2 separate regions of the Homo sapiens genome follow, and region 1 is linked to region 2. The links are chromatin contacts, found by Hi-C or POLR2A ChIA-PET in ENCODE. All regions are on one chromosome and are shown on one strand. The core of a region is the stretch at or near the end of the contact, and the rest is flanking DNA. Distances in the headings are between cores, read along the strand shown.

Region 1 (6,786 bases), core at 1,364-3,863, 510 kb before region 2:
CACTTCAAGGGAGCTGCTCGTGGTGCCTCAGATTTTAATGAACATTCATTTTTTTGAGAAGCTAAATCAACTAAGTGCGAGACTCTGAACAGGTCGAGTTGCTTTTCTAGGCTTCTGTTTTTTCATATGTAGAACAAGAGAACTGAACTAGATTTACAATGACTAGAACTAGATATTAGCATACTTTCCACCTTAGGAACTTTCTGATATTTAACTCAGGTATCAAAGAGCCAAACGGACCCACCCCATTCACATAAGGCTGAAATAAAAGTCTCTCTAGTCAGTGGGGTGAGATGGTGTGTGGATGTGAGTGGAACCCGTGGAGCATGTTTGCCTCCATTTGATGGTGCTTCTTGAACCTCAGGCCTGAACCCTTGGAGCCAAAAAAGATCAGGACTTGAAGAGCACTTGGAAGGGACACCACACCTGGGTCTACAGCCTAAACACTCACTTCCCATGCACTGTGTGCTGTCAGTGATGGGCATGGTTAGGAAGCAGGCCCTGGAACGGACGGAGTGGGCTCTTGTCTGCAGACAAGCGTGGTCTAGCAGGTCAGGAAGAGACAGTGCCATCCCAGTAGCTTACCATCTTTTAAAACTCCTTAGTTCTATTTTTTAAAATGTTTCCCAGGGGGAGAAAAATGAACACCTCTGTAATAAAACAAAAAACAAAAAACAAAAAAAAACAGTAGTCATAATAATGAGAAAAGCCAAATAAGCACATGTAAGTGCATTTTTTTTCTTCGAGATTTATTTTTTGTTTGATGAATCTGACACCAGTCAGGGAGAGGAGAATGTTGTGACCCAGCAGAAAAATATGGCCCCAGAGGAGGGGCGGCTTCTTCCTGCCTGGGTGGGTTTGGTGCTGGGGTTGATTTGTTATTATTTTTTAATTTGTTGCTGGAAGGTTTTCTTTTGTTTACTTTTATAAATCTCTCCCCGGGCTTGCGAGCTTCCCCTCCCTCCCGCCTCCCCTTCCCCTGCCCCCAAATTTCATTTTTAAAAAGCGAGCTTGCTCGCCAGGTGTGTCCCCCAAGCTCTCACAGCTCTAATAAATAAGGAGCACCTGTAAAACAGTAGCTTGACTTGTGAAGTGACTCTGTACAAAGGAGAATCTAGAAATACAGTATGTACACCGCATCCTTGGGCCGTGGTGCTTCAAGGCTGGCGCCACACCGTCCTGGCCCTGCCCACCCGCAACTCGCCACCCCTCCTGCTGAGGCTCCGCGGCCTTGTGGGGCGGGGGCACCTGGACCCCTCCAGAGGGAACAATTGCTTTATTTGAGTTAGTAAACAGATACACTGAATCACAAGGTGATTTGATTTTTTTTTTTTTTAGTTTTCTTCCTTTTTTGATTTTTTTCTTAATTTTTTCTCTTCTTTTCTTTTTCTTTTTTTTTCTGTACTCATCAGAATGGGATACTCCACAACTGTCTCACCAACTCAGTGCCAGTACACATGCTCTAGAGGACTTCTGGACTCGCAGCTACAACTGTACAAGTGCACACAAGTGAATCTACCCTGTTATCCTCCACCCACTGATTGAGGATCGAATTGCACATTTCTCTTAACCATGACAGGAGAAAGCAAACAGTGAAACAGAATCATGGGTGATCTTTCTCACTTTCCCTCTTGTTTTCATTGGTTTGTCCATACCATTCTAATTATCATGAAAGGGCTCTGCATATAGAGAGATTGTCTCACTGACTTCCTGGATCACCGAAAACCATCAGGGTTGAAATTTCATCTGAGTCTTTCCTGACGCCCAGCAAATATTCCCCCTCGGATTATTTTACACCTTGAGGGCATTTTGGTCTTCAGTTCAACACTCTTGCTCTGTTCCCAAATGGGGCGCTATTTAGGGGAATTTAAAGAGAAAGCTGAGAAGAATAAACATTTACCGAGTTCTCTTGGCATTCAGTCTCTGAAAAACCACAGTATAAACTATTCATGCTGCTTCTTACATCTGTCAAATCGAAAATTAAAAGCCATAAAAGTGTAACACTGAAAATATGGCATCAAAAAGGATAAAGGTGGCCTTTGTAAAAATAACAAGAAAAGTATATTAGCCAATAAAATATTCTAACTCTTCATTTAAAAGTGCATCCCGGGCAGGACAGAGATGACTCTGAAGCATTGGGCCTCCAGGACCACCCCTCTCCGCCATCAAAACGTGAACAATATAGGTCCAAAACCGTACAATGCAAATCACAATTCTTAGTGTAGCAGCAAAACCACAGCAGTTTTTAAAAAGATTAAAAAAAGATTTTTTGTGTTCCAATCCATATCATCTTCCAGCCTCAGTCGCTGAGCCTTGAAGATGGGGCGGGGAGAATACCTACATTGGTCCTTGTGGCTTGTCGGTATTTCGTTTTTTTTAAAAGCCAGGGGTGAAATCCCTAAGTTCCTCTGGGGAGAAGCAGAGATGGTGGCAGCAGGAAGGCTGGGCCTGCTTGGTGGGTCCAAGATGCGCGGGCTTCTCTGGGCTAGAGGCCATCGAGGGAGGGCTGCTTCCTCTGAGATGCTTAATGACAGGAAGCGGCTTTATTTGCTTGAGTTTTAGCCAGAGGGGGTGGTGAGCTGACCAGCTGGTGTCATTGGATGGCGTGACATGGTTTGCTCTGCGCCCTCTCTCCATGAGCGTACCCTGTGAGTGAACGTTCCTGGAAAAAGAGCAGAAGGGGCTGTCAGAATCCACTGGACCGATCCCCCTCCCTCCGCCCAGCTGGGGAGAACCCAGGCATGAGTCAGACAGCAGCACACTCTCCAGCCGCCAGGGCAGACCTAGGATGAGCCCCAGAACCGCTGCAGCACAGCGTGATTTCAACAGGAGTTTCATTCACGGTCTGCTCAGGTCAGCCCTGCCAGCTTTGTGTGAGGAAATGAAACTCAAGTCGCTTTTTGGAATACCATAATGAGTAGGGTACACCACGCCCTCACCCAAAGACCACAGCATCCTTTGCAACCCAGCAACCCTCCCCCTCCACATGACTGCATGCTTAACCAGCAGGAGGCTTTTTTTTTTTTTTGAGACAGGGTCTCGCTCTGTTGCCCAAGCTGGAGTGCAGTGGTGCAACTGGCTCACTGCAATCTCTGCCTCCCAGTTTCAAGTGATTCTCCTGCCTCAGCCTCCCAAAGTGCTGGGATTACAGGCATGAACCACCGCATCCAGCCCCAGCAGGAGGTCTTTTGAGTCACCCAAGGTCACTCCAAAGCCAGGCAAGGTCACGGAGGACCCTGGAGCTCCTGACCTCACTCCTGTAACCCCATGTCTCAGCTCTGGTATTTGCTGAAAAGAGGGCCAATAGATTCACTTTTTGGCAAGTGGAAAATTACCATGGACACATATACCTATCTTCAGAAGTTTCCCACAAAGGCAACTAAGCTGGAAGAAATGCTTGCTTTTCTCCGTGTGTGGGTCTTGCCTGTAAAAGGTGAGCCATTCACATCTCTTCACATCCAAAACAAACAGTAGCACTGGACTGGAAGAAAATAAATCAACCAAGAGCCTTGGGGTCCCAGGGCAGAGGCTCTGAACAGGATTTTCCACCAGGAAAGTCAGTTTCTGGGGAATGCTCATCCCAACATTCACCGAGATATGAGGCTCTGCCTCTTGATACCTGCAGCCTTCTTTCATTTGCCGCCAGTCACTTGGTTTGAAATAGAGCTTCCTGAGGCCACTCAGTCAGTTCTGGGAGCAGCCACTTAGAAGTCTGCCAACTGCATGGTAAAGCCCCAGAGGTCAGGGGCTTGTCTGTTTTGCTCGTGTCTCTACACCCAACTCGTAGCTCAGAGTCTGGCCCGCTGTGGGCGCTCGACACACTTTGATCACATGAGTGGGTCAGGCGCCTCTCTTCTGCCATGCCCCAAAACAGCACCTTTTCTTCCTGCCAATAAATGAGGCTGTCAGAAATGTGAATGGGTAAAATTTGGCTAAGGTGAGGTGGTGACAGAGGACTTGTAAACATCTTTACAACTGTTGAGATTATTCTTAGAACAATGAACAAATAACTTCAGAGAGGTGATAGAATGTAGGACTTGAAGGGACCCCAGAGATAATACAGTACCATTTCCTCATTTTATAGTGAAGAAATGGAGCCACAAAGAGACCTGGAAGCTTGCTTGGAGTGTTTATAACATGAATTTAGCAAGAGCAAGAGGAGGTCAAATGCCCATTGGGAGGACTAAGTGGAAGCTTGTGCTTTGAACCCTGCTATCTAAATCCTGGTGTTAATGGCAACAATAATCAGCAGCAGCCAAAAACAAGGTTTGAAAGTTTCACTGTGCACGACAGGAAATGCCTGAGTTCCCCCAATCACATTAAATCACCAGATCTGTGTGTACTTAATATGTATATTAAATAACCAAAGTGAAAATGCAAAACACCACAAATATGTAATGGGGGTGGAATTACAAGGCCATGGAAACCTTTTCATTTGGCATGGTCAGATTTGGAAATGTGGATATTTATTTCTGAATAAAGAGCTCACATTTGACTTACTTTCTTTCTTTCTTTCTTTCTTTCTCTTTCTTTCTTTCTTTCTTTCTTTCTTTCTTTCTTTCTTTCTTTCTTTCTTTCTTTTCTTTCTTTCTCAAGAATAAGTGACAATGGAGAGAGGGGATACAAAAATAAAAGCACCAAGAGCCACTATCAAATGTGAGGCCACAAAAATTGAGGAGCTGCAGAGATGACAAGTGGATCCAAAGACACCGGGGTCACTTCTTCTGGGAACAATTCTTTTGCATTTAGCAAGCACAGCCTGGAAGTTGCTATGGAGGGAGGGAAGCCATCCCCACCTCTGGGCCTGGAACCAAGAGTGACTGAATCTTGTAGTTAGAGGGGGCCTCCTTCTTTCTTTAAAAGGGAGGAGGGAGAATGTTTAACATTTTCCTCCAGTAAACTGGGAAACACCGCCATTTTGAATTGCTTACTTAGGGATGCTGCAACTGCTTTTTTAATAATGTAGCTTTTTTCTTTAATGCAATCACTATTTAAAAAAATGAATGTTTCTCCAGTAAGTTTCTTTATATTCAAATCACCTTTGGACAAAGACCAAACACGGACAGCATCAGCCTACTTAAAGAAAATTTCCAGGCTTTCACAAGAGACTCGGTAAAACGGGATTATAATAAGAGCCATTCTGGAACCTTAACTACAGCATTTGCCATCCCAAACACTATAATAATCATTATTATTCTCTGGTATCTATTATTGTCTGGTAAATAATATGTGTTTTCCCCCAAAGTTCTGAAGGGTGCAGCTGCACCACACTCTATTTTTCGCAGCCCTAGTCCTGCTGCTCTGAAAAGCTTGCTCACACGAAGCTTATTTTAAGAGAATGGTAAAGTAGACAATTTGTGCTGTTTCCTTCCCTCTCACCACATACTTGCTGTGTCTGGGACACCCACAAAGGCCAGATGGTGGCAGTACAAGTCCCTCTCTGCTGATAACATTTGAGGAGGGGGCGGTATTGAAGGCATCCTCATTTGTCCTTCTGGCTCTGGCTGGTTCAGGGCAGCCCCCTTGTTGGTGACACAGGAAAAGACTCTGGAATCGATGAAAATGAAGAACCAAGCTTGGGCTTCACTTTTCTGATATTTATTGGTATGGAAGGTATGAAATCCAACAGAGTGGGGAGGAAATAAGTTTGGATTTTTAGAAAGTGATCATGGCAGGAAGTTCCAGAGTCTGGAGCTGGTTCTGTTTTGTCCTTGCCAAGCAGAAGAATCTTACGAAAAAACTGTCCTCCATGTCTAAATGTCTTCATCTGTGCAAAGGGGAAATTACTACAATAAGCGAAACAGAGACCCGAGTTACAGTACAAATGCCTCTGACTGGCTATGTGACCTTGGACCTGTTTCTCAGCCACCCTCCCCCAGAGCCTCGATTCTTCTACTATGTTCCTCAGTCACCCTCCCTCAGAGCCTTGATTCCTCTTCCATGTTCCTCACCCACCCTCCCTCAGAGCCTCAATTCCTCTTCCATGTTCCTCAGTCACCCTCCCCCAGAGCCTTGATTCTTCTACTGTTCCTCAGCCACCCTCCCCTCAGAGCCCTGATTCCTCCTCCATGTTCCTCAGCCACCCTCCCTCAGAGCCCTGATTCCTCCTCCATGTTCCTCAGCCACCCTCCCCCAGAGCCTCGATTCTTCCACTGTGTTCCTCAGCCACCATCCCTCAGAGCCTCGATTCTTCCTCTGTGCAGTGGGGGCCTGGGTGAGCTTCAGTATTAAGTCTTCCATTTCTCACATGCTCAGATTGTGGAATCTTTCCACAAAATCCAGTATCAAATATGTAGAATTATAAACTTGAACAACTGAATATTAATCTGTTACCAGTATACAAGGAAGCCCATGAACTTCTGGACCCTGAACTCCAAAATTTCAGAAAGTCTCCTTCTCTCAGTACACACAAACATACACACACATCTATGGCAGAGGTTTGTGGAATACCCCTTAAAGCAGGGGATTCTGGGGAAGTGGCCACAATTGTACCTCACACTTGGGTTTTCCTCTGATTTGGGCATTTGTCTGAAGGCAGGATAACCCACCCCTGCTACATGAAGCATCAGACACACACAATTACATACAAATAAAAGCCCATTTCTTATGCTATATATGTATCATACATGTACTATGTATGTACCATACACACACGCTGGCACCACAAGGCATGGTCTCCATCGGGCATGTATGACCAGCTATCTTCAGAATTCCAGGCCTGCCTGCCCCTTTTGGCCAGAGGAATGAAATATTTCTCTTCATGGAATCGTAACTGCACACCAAATG
Region 2 (6,330 bases), core at 37-2,536:
GTGCAATGGTGCAGTTTTGACTCACTGCAACCTCCGCCTCCTGGGTTCAAGTGATTCTCCTGCCTCAGCCTCCCGAGTAGCTGGAATTACAGGCACCTGCCACCACGCCTGGCTAATTTTGTATTTTTAGTAGAGATGGGGTTTCACTATGTTGGTCAGGCTAGTCTCGAACTCCTGACCTCAGGTGATCCGCCTGCCTCGGCCTCCCAAAGTGCTGGGATTAGAGGCTTGAGCCACTGCACCTGGCCTCATGTCTCTGGATTTATAATGCAGTATGAATATACTTTGTGCTTTATGGTTTTTATAATGTCTTTTTGGAGAAATTGCCGAAAAGTTGCCAAATACTTGAAGTAGGAGATTAAAATGTTATCAAATGTTAAATTGGTTATATTAGGAATAGTCTGTTTTTCTTTCCTGAAGATCAGTTTTTTTATTCAAACACATTTCAAAGAACCAAATTTTTTTTTTCTTTAAGGAAAAAGGAGCTTTTTTTCAAGTGAAATGTATTCATTTGTAATACTTTGGTTTAAGGCATACTTTAATTTTTACGAGTTTCAGAAACAGAATTTTTGTACTAGGGAATTCATTGGTGAGAGTGTTCTTTTAACCTCAGAATGTCAAATTTTGGTCTTGAACCACAGACATCCAATTACAGAAAGAATATAAGCAATCTCACAGGCCTGCAATCGGACACTGTCTCTGTGTGGTTCATAGGAGATGATTTTTGAGGTTTGCACTCATGCAATTTGAGAACACCGTTGACAAGAAGGCTGAGTTTACATAAATGATCTAGATTGAAACTCAGCTACCTTTCTTCCTCATGTGGTGTAATTACAGCCCTATCTGGAGACAGCGAATACAGCAAACAGATTTTATTACCTAGTTCGCTCAAACACTACATGAAGTTATTTTAGTTAAAGCCCTCCCCCAAAAGTTATAAAACCATTTTATCAGGGCCCAACATGTGGCATGCAATGAAGAGAAAATGTAAAGCTACAGAGGTTAATGTATTGTATTATAAAATATTTTAAGTGTACTCAAAATATCATAATTGTACAGTTTATGCCACCATAATTTGAGGCCTATAGATTTAGCTTAAGAGAACACTGTTCTGTTTGAAATGCTTTCTGTCACTGAAATTGGCTTAATTAGTAACCATGGATAAGATGCTTTAGATCAGACTAGGTTTTAATCATTAACTTCCACAAAGAAGTCATACTTTGCGTTAGGTGTGCTGGTTGGATGTGCAGGAACTTCAGCAAGCAGTAGGTTTTACTAAGCAGATGGTCGGGCACTGCAGGGCACCAGGCAGGATCCTAGGGCGCCTCTTATTCTGCGTTAGCATCTGGTTTGCTGTATGACCTTGCACAAGTCACTTCCTTCTGAGCCTCAATTTTCTCATCTGTACAATGAGATTCAAAAGTTGACCTGAAAGTCAAGTGTGAAAAAAAAAAAGAGATTAAACAAGATAATTATGAAATTCTTTCCAGGTTTGTTTTATTTTCTGAAAGTTTACTATTCTTGACTGTCTAAATAGCAAAGATGCTGTGTGAGGTTCAGGGAGGAGGGAAGGTGAAACCCAAAGAGAGGCCCTGAAGGAATGGAGAGAGCTTAATGGCAAGCTTCCTGCCAAGCTGCCTCTGCATGACCTAAAGGATTCCAGCTCTCCTATGTGACATGTAACCCTGGACTTTTCTGTCTCAACACCTGCCTTGCTGCTTTCTTCGGGACCTTTCCTACCTCCCTGTCATCTTCCCAGCTGCTCTCGTGTCCTTTATCCCATCTCCTGTACCTTGCCATCCTGACTCCCTGGAACCTGGATCCCTGGGAGCAGTAGCCCCCTGCTGCCTGCTGAGTGACAGAGCTCTGCCTCCCCCACAGGGGTGGCTGGCCTCCTTCCTCAGGCCCCACTTAGCAGAATTCTCACTTCCTCAGCATCACGGCAGGCTTTTACAGAACATAACAAGTTGGCTAGTTCACTCCAAAATACAAGACCAATAGCCTTTCTCCCTGCCCCTTCTTCAGGGATATTTATTTCTTAGCACATATGAAGTTCTTATAGTTTCAGACAATCTCTAAGGAGAAATTTGGGGCACTGAAACATTCCTCAATCACACCTCTCAGCCTGCTGCTGCCTGGGTGTGGCTAATGGAGGCAGTAAGTAGAATTAATGGCTCTAGAATGTGTCCTTGGCCCCTCTCCAGCTTTCCCCATCCCCAGTTACCTGCTAGAGGGAAGAATTCATTCATTAGCAATTGTCCTGCTTTCCTCTGCCTAGCACCCCCCAAATTGTCAGCTGGCTCCTGCAAACCTCACTCACTACTCACTCCAGGCCCATGAACTCTCCTCCCTGTTCATTTCTTCTTTGTTAAGTATACTTGGCCAGGTGCGGTGGCTCATGCCTGTAATCCCAGCACTTTGGGAGGCTGAGGCAGGCACATCACCTGAGGTCGGGAGTTTGAGGCCAGCCTGAACAACATGGAGAAACCTCGTCTCTACTAAAAATACAAAATTAGCTGGGCATGGTGGCGCACGCCTGTAATCCCAGCTACTCTGGAGGCTGAGGCAGGAGAATCTCTTGAACCCGGGAGGCAGAGGTTGTGATGAGCCAAGATTGTGCCATTGCTCTCTAGCCTGGGCAACAGGAGTGCAACTTCATCTCAAAAAAAAAAAGTATACTAAAGGCTACATTAATGCAGGCTTCCATGTCCCAGGCACTCTGCTAGGGGCCTTGAATATACTCACTTGTTTTAACCCCCACAAACACTCTTGGGAGTAGGTGTTATCCCCCTATTTACAGATGCAGAAGCTGGCAGAGAAAATTACCTCTGATTGACTGGCTTGTCCTCCCACCGCACCTCCCACCTGAGGGTCTCCCAGTAGTGCCTCTTTCTTTTTTTTTGGCTTTTAAAAAGAAAAAAACAACATTTTTTTCCAACGATTTCAAGCCTGTTGCCTCCTGTCTCCTTCATGTCTCTATTCTTGAATCTTCAGTGTCTCTTCTGCTGGCTGTGAGTGTGTTCAGCTCTCCTTGTACCTAAAATAAAACTTCTTACTTCACCCTGTTTATCCTTCCACCTCCATTTCTTCCCCCAGCTTTACCAGCAAACCTTCTTACAGTCTACTAACTCCTTACCTCCTACAATCGGTCATTCACTAGCAGGTCCCCATTATCTAGATCAGCACCACACTTTAGGTACTCAAAGAATACTTGCTGAACAAATGCATCAGGCCTCTTGCTGCGCTGCTCTACTGAGATGGATTCTTAAAAGTTCACAGCTGCCGGGTATGGTGGCTCACGCCTGTCATCCCAGCACTTTGGGAAACTGAGGCAGGCGGATCACCTGAGGTCAGGAGTTCGAGACCAACCTGACCAACATGGTGAAACCTCATCTCTACTGAAAATACAAAATTAGCCAGGCATGGTGGCTTATACCTGTAATCCCAGCTACTTGGGAGGCTGAGGCAGGAGAATGGCTGGAACCTGGGAGGCAGAGGTTGCAGTAAGCCGAGATCAGGCCATTGCACTATAGCCTAGGCAACAAGGACAAAACTCCATCTCAAAAAAACAAAAAAAAAATTCACTGCTGGTGTCTTCACTGGAATTTGTGAGCAGCTCTAGCAGTGGCCCTGCACTCTGCCCTGAACTTGCTGTAGCATTTCATGTTGCAGCCTGCCCCTGGGTGCCCGTGACCACCTCAGTTCAGAGTCTTCTTTTTTTTCCCTTTTGAGATGGAGTCTTGCTCTGTCGCCCAGGCTGGAGTGCAGTGGCACAATCTCAGCTTACTGCAAGCTCCGTTTCCTGGGTTCAAGCAATTCTCCTACCTCTGCCTCCCAAGTAGCTGGGATTACAGGCACCTGCCACCACGCCCAGCTAACTTTTGCATTTTTAGTAGAGATGGGGTTCACCACGTTGGCCAGGCTGGTCTCAAACTCCTGACCTCAGGCGATCTGCCTGCCTCGGCCTCCCAAAGGGCTGGCATTACAGGCGTGAGCCACCGTGCCCGGCCAGTTCAGAGTCTTCTTCTCTTCTCTGACTACTCTTTTTTATTCCCACCCCTAGAGCCATACTTTTCTAAACATTTCAATTCTGTCTCCCCAGAAACAGTTTGACAAAGCAGTTTCCTGGCCCACTAAGTCCTCTTCTTTTAAATTCTCCAACTAAGAAAAATTGTTCTCTGACATAAGAACAATATCAGGCCGGGCGCGGTGGCTCACACCTGTAATCCCAGCACTTTGGGAGGCCGAGGCAGGTGGATCACGAGGTCAGGAGATCAAGACCAGCCCGGCCAATATGGTGAAACCCGGTCTCTACTAAAAATTTAAAAAATTATCCAGGCAGAGTGGCGTGGCAGGCTACTCGGGAGGCTGAGGAAGGAGACTCGCTGGAACCCAGGAGGCAGAGGTTGCAGTGAGCAGAGATCGCACCACTGCACTCCAGCCTGGGCTAAAGAGCGAGACTCCTCTCAAAAAAAAAAAAAAGAACAGCCGGGCGCGGTGGCTCACGCCTGCAATCCCAGCACTTTGGGAGGCCGAGATGAGCCGATCATGAGGTCAGGAGATCAAGACCATCCTGGCTAACACGGCGAAACCCCAGGCTGGAGTGCAGTGGTGCGATCTCGGCTCACTGCAAGCTCCACCTTCCGGGTTCACGCCATTCTCCTGCCTCAGCCTCCCAAGTAGCTGGGACTACAGGGAGGCTGAGGCATGGCTAATTTTTTGTATTTTGTTTAATAGAGACGGGGTTTCTCCGTGTTAGCCAGGATGGTCTCGATCTCCTGACCTCATGATCCGCCAGCCTCGGCCTCCCAAAGCCACCATGCCCGGCCAACCTTGTATATTTTACTTGATAACACCAAATTCTCTTGGGTTATCTTGCTTATATAATGTGGCTATCCAGTCACACCTAAAAATAAATGATCAGTGACATTGTTTGCCTGGTCCAGGGTTTCATTCTCCAGTGTTTGTAACTTTATCTTACCTATGACAATATTATTCTATGGCCCAAGATGTGGGTGACACCTACAAACTTGGGCTAAAAGACGTATACATTAATGCAAAATGTTCCAAAAAGATATAGGACTTTTTTCTGGTCACATTGAACTCCAGTAACCAGAAAGTAACCTGAATAATCCTCAATGATCTCCTTTCAAAATTTGACAAATGGCTATACTAAAGGTGTTTTTAAATAAGCAGGTTTTAGGCCGGGCGCGATGGCTCATGCCTGTAATCCCAGCACTTTGGGAGGCCAAGGCGGGCGGATCGCCTGGGGTCAGGAGTTTGAGATCCACCTGGCCAACATGGTGAAACCCCGTCTCTACTAAAAATACAACAATTACCAGGCGTGGTGGCGCATGCCTGTAGTCCCAGCTACTTGGGAGGCTGAGGCAGGAGAATCGCTTGAACCCAGAGGTGGAGGTTGCAGTGAGGTGAGATCGTGCCACTGCACTCCAGCCTGGGTGACAAAGCGAGACTCTGTCTCAAAAAAATAAATAAATAAAATAAACAAGCAGGCTTGGGAGCTTGTGGTTTTTGTTTTTTGAGTTTTCTTATGATATCTTTTTTTAATTTGGGAAAATGTACATATAAATTTACCTTTTTTTTTTTTTTTTTCTGAAACAGAGTTTCGCTCTTGTTGCCCAGGCTGGAGTGCAATGGTGCGATCTCGGCTCACGGCAACCTCTGTCTCCTGGGTTCAAGAGATTCCCCTGCCTCAGCCACCCGAGTAGCTGGGATTACAGGCATGTGCTACCACGCCTGGCTAATTTTTTTTAATCTTTAGTAGAGACAGTGTTTCACCATGTTGACCAGGCTGGTCTCGAACTCCTGACCTCGTGATCCACCCACCTCGGCCTCCCAAAGTGCTAGGATTACAGGCGTGAGCCACTGTGCCCGGCCACTTTTTTTTTTTTTAAGACTCCAGCTAATCAGCAGGTTCATCACTAATAAGGAGAACCTTGCTTTTCGGAAAACTGTTTTCAGACTCCTTCCTGGAGTTCTTAGTTTTAGGAAGATCCTTTCCTGCCTATTCATTTGTTTTCACACTTTGAAATCCTGTTGTTATGACGAATAGAAGCTCCAAGGAATTGTCTTTAGAATCTGTAAGGACTTCTTCTCAATCTGCAGAAGGCTTGCCACACCTTCACCAAAGCACAGTCAGTGATCGATTAGTTGGCTTGTTTTTAATTCATTTGATATAACTGAATAACTTCAGAGTAGCTAGAAATACAAGCGCAAACCACCCTGCCCAGCTAATTTTTTTATTTTTATTTTTTTGTAGAGACAGGGTCTCACTTTGTTGCCCAGGCTGGTCTTGGACTCCTGGCTTCA

What was found. A loop is a pair of places that touch in the nucleus more often than their neighbours do. ChIA-PET counts read pairs that join two places held with the same protein, here RNA polymerase II (POLR2A). Pooled maps may share reads with other maps.
Region 1: a loop to region 2 is called in a map of Calu3, with 2.4 times the contacts of the local background. The contact joins two enhancer-like sites. A Hi-C loop is called at or near these places in 2 of 168 maps with a recorded cell type or tissue (Caco-2 and Calu3) and 1 of 50 pooled maps. POLR2A ChIA-PET finds 5 or more read pairs at or near these places in 3 of 52 experiments (A673, WTC11 and activated B cell).

What each region holds. Positions count from the first base shown.
Region 1 is chr6:107,654,083-107,660,868 of GRCh38, reverse strand. It overlaps SOBP (sine oculis binding protein homolog), which reads right to left. Exons shown (of 7, transcript NM_018013.4): 7 at 1-2,662. Among named protein-coding and RNA genes, the nearest start is that of SCML4, 170 kb to the left of the region's middle. RefSeq lists enhancers at 2,535-2,724, 2,186-2,762, 2,965-3,014, 2,763-3,340. Within about 2 kb of position 2,613, at least 21 of the 41 ENCODE cell types and tissues checked have a DNase peak (open chromatin) inside an H3K27ac peak, as active enhancers do.
Region 2 is chr6:107,147,712-107,154,041 of GRCh38, reverse strand. PDSS2 (decaprenyl diphosphate synthase subunit 2) reads left to right here. Exons shown (of 8, transcript NM_020381.4): 8 at 1-1,480. Among named protein-coding and RNA genes, the nearest start is that of BEND3, 35 kb to the right of the region's middle. RefSeq lists an enhancer at 4,454-4,954. Within about 2 kb of position 1,286, at least 2 of the 41 ENCODE cell types and tissues checked have a DNase peak (open chromatin) inside an H3K27ac peak, as active enhancers do.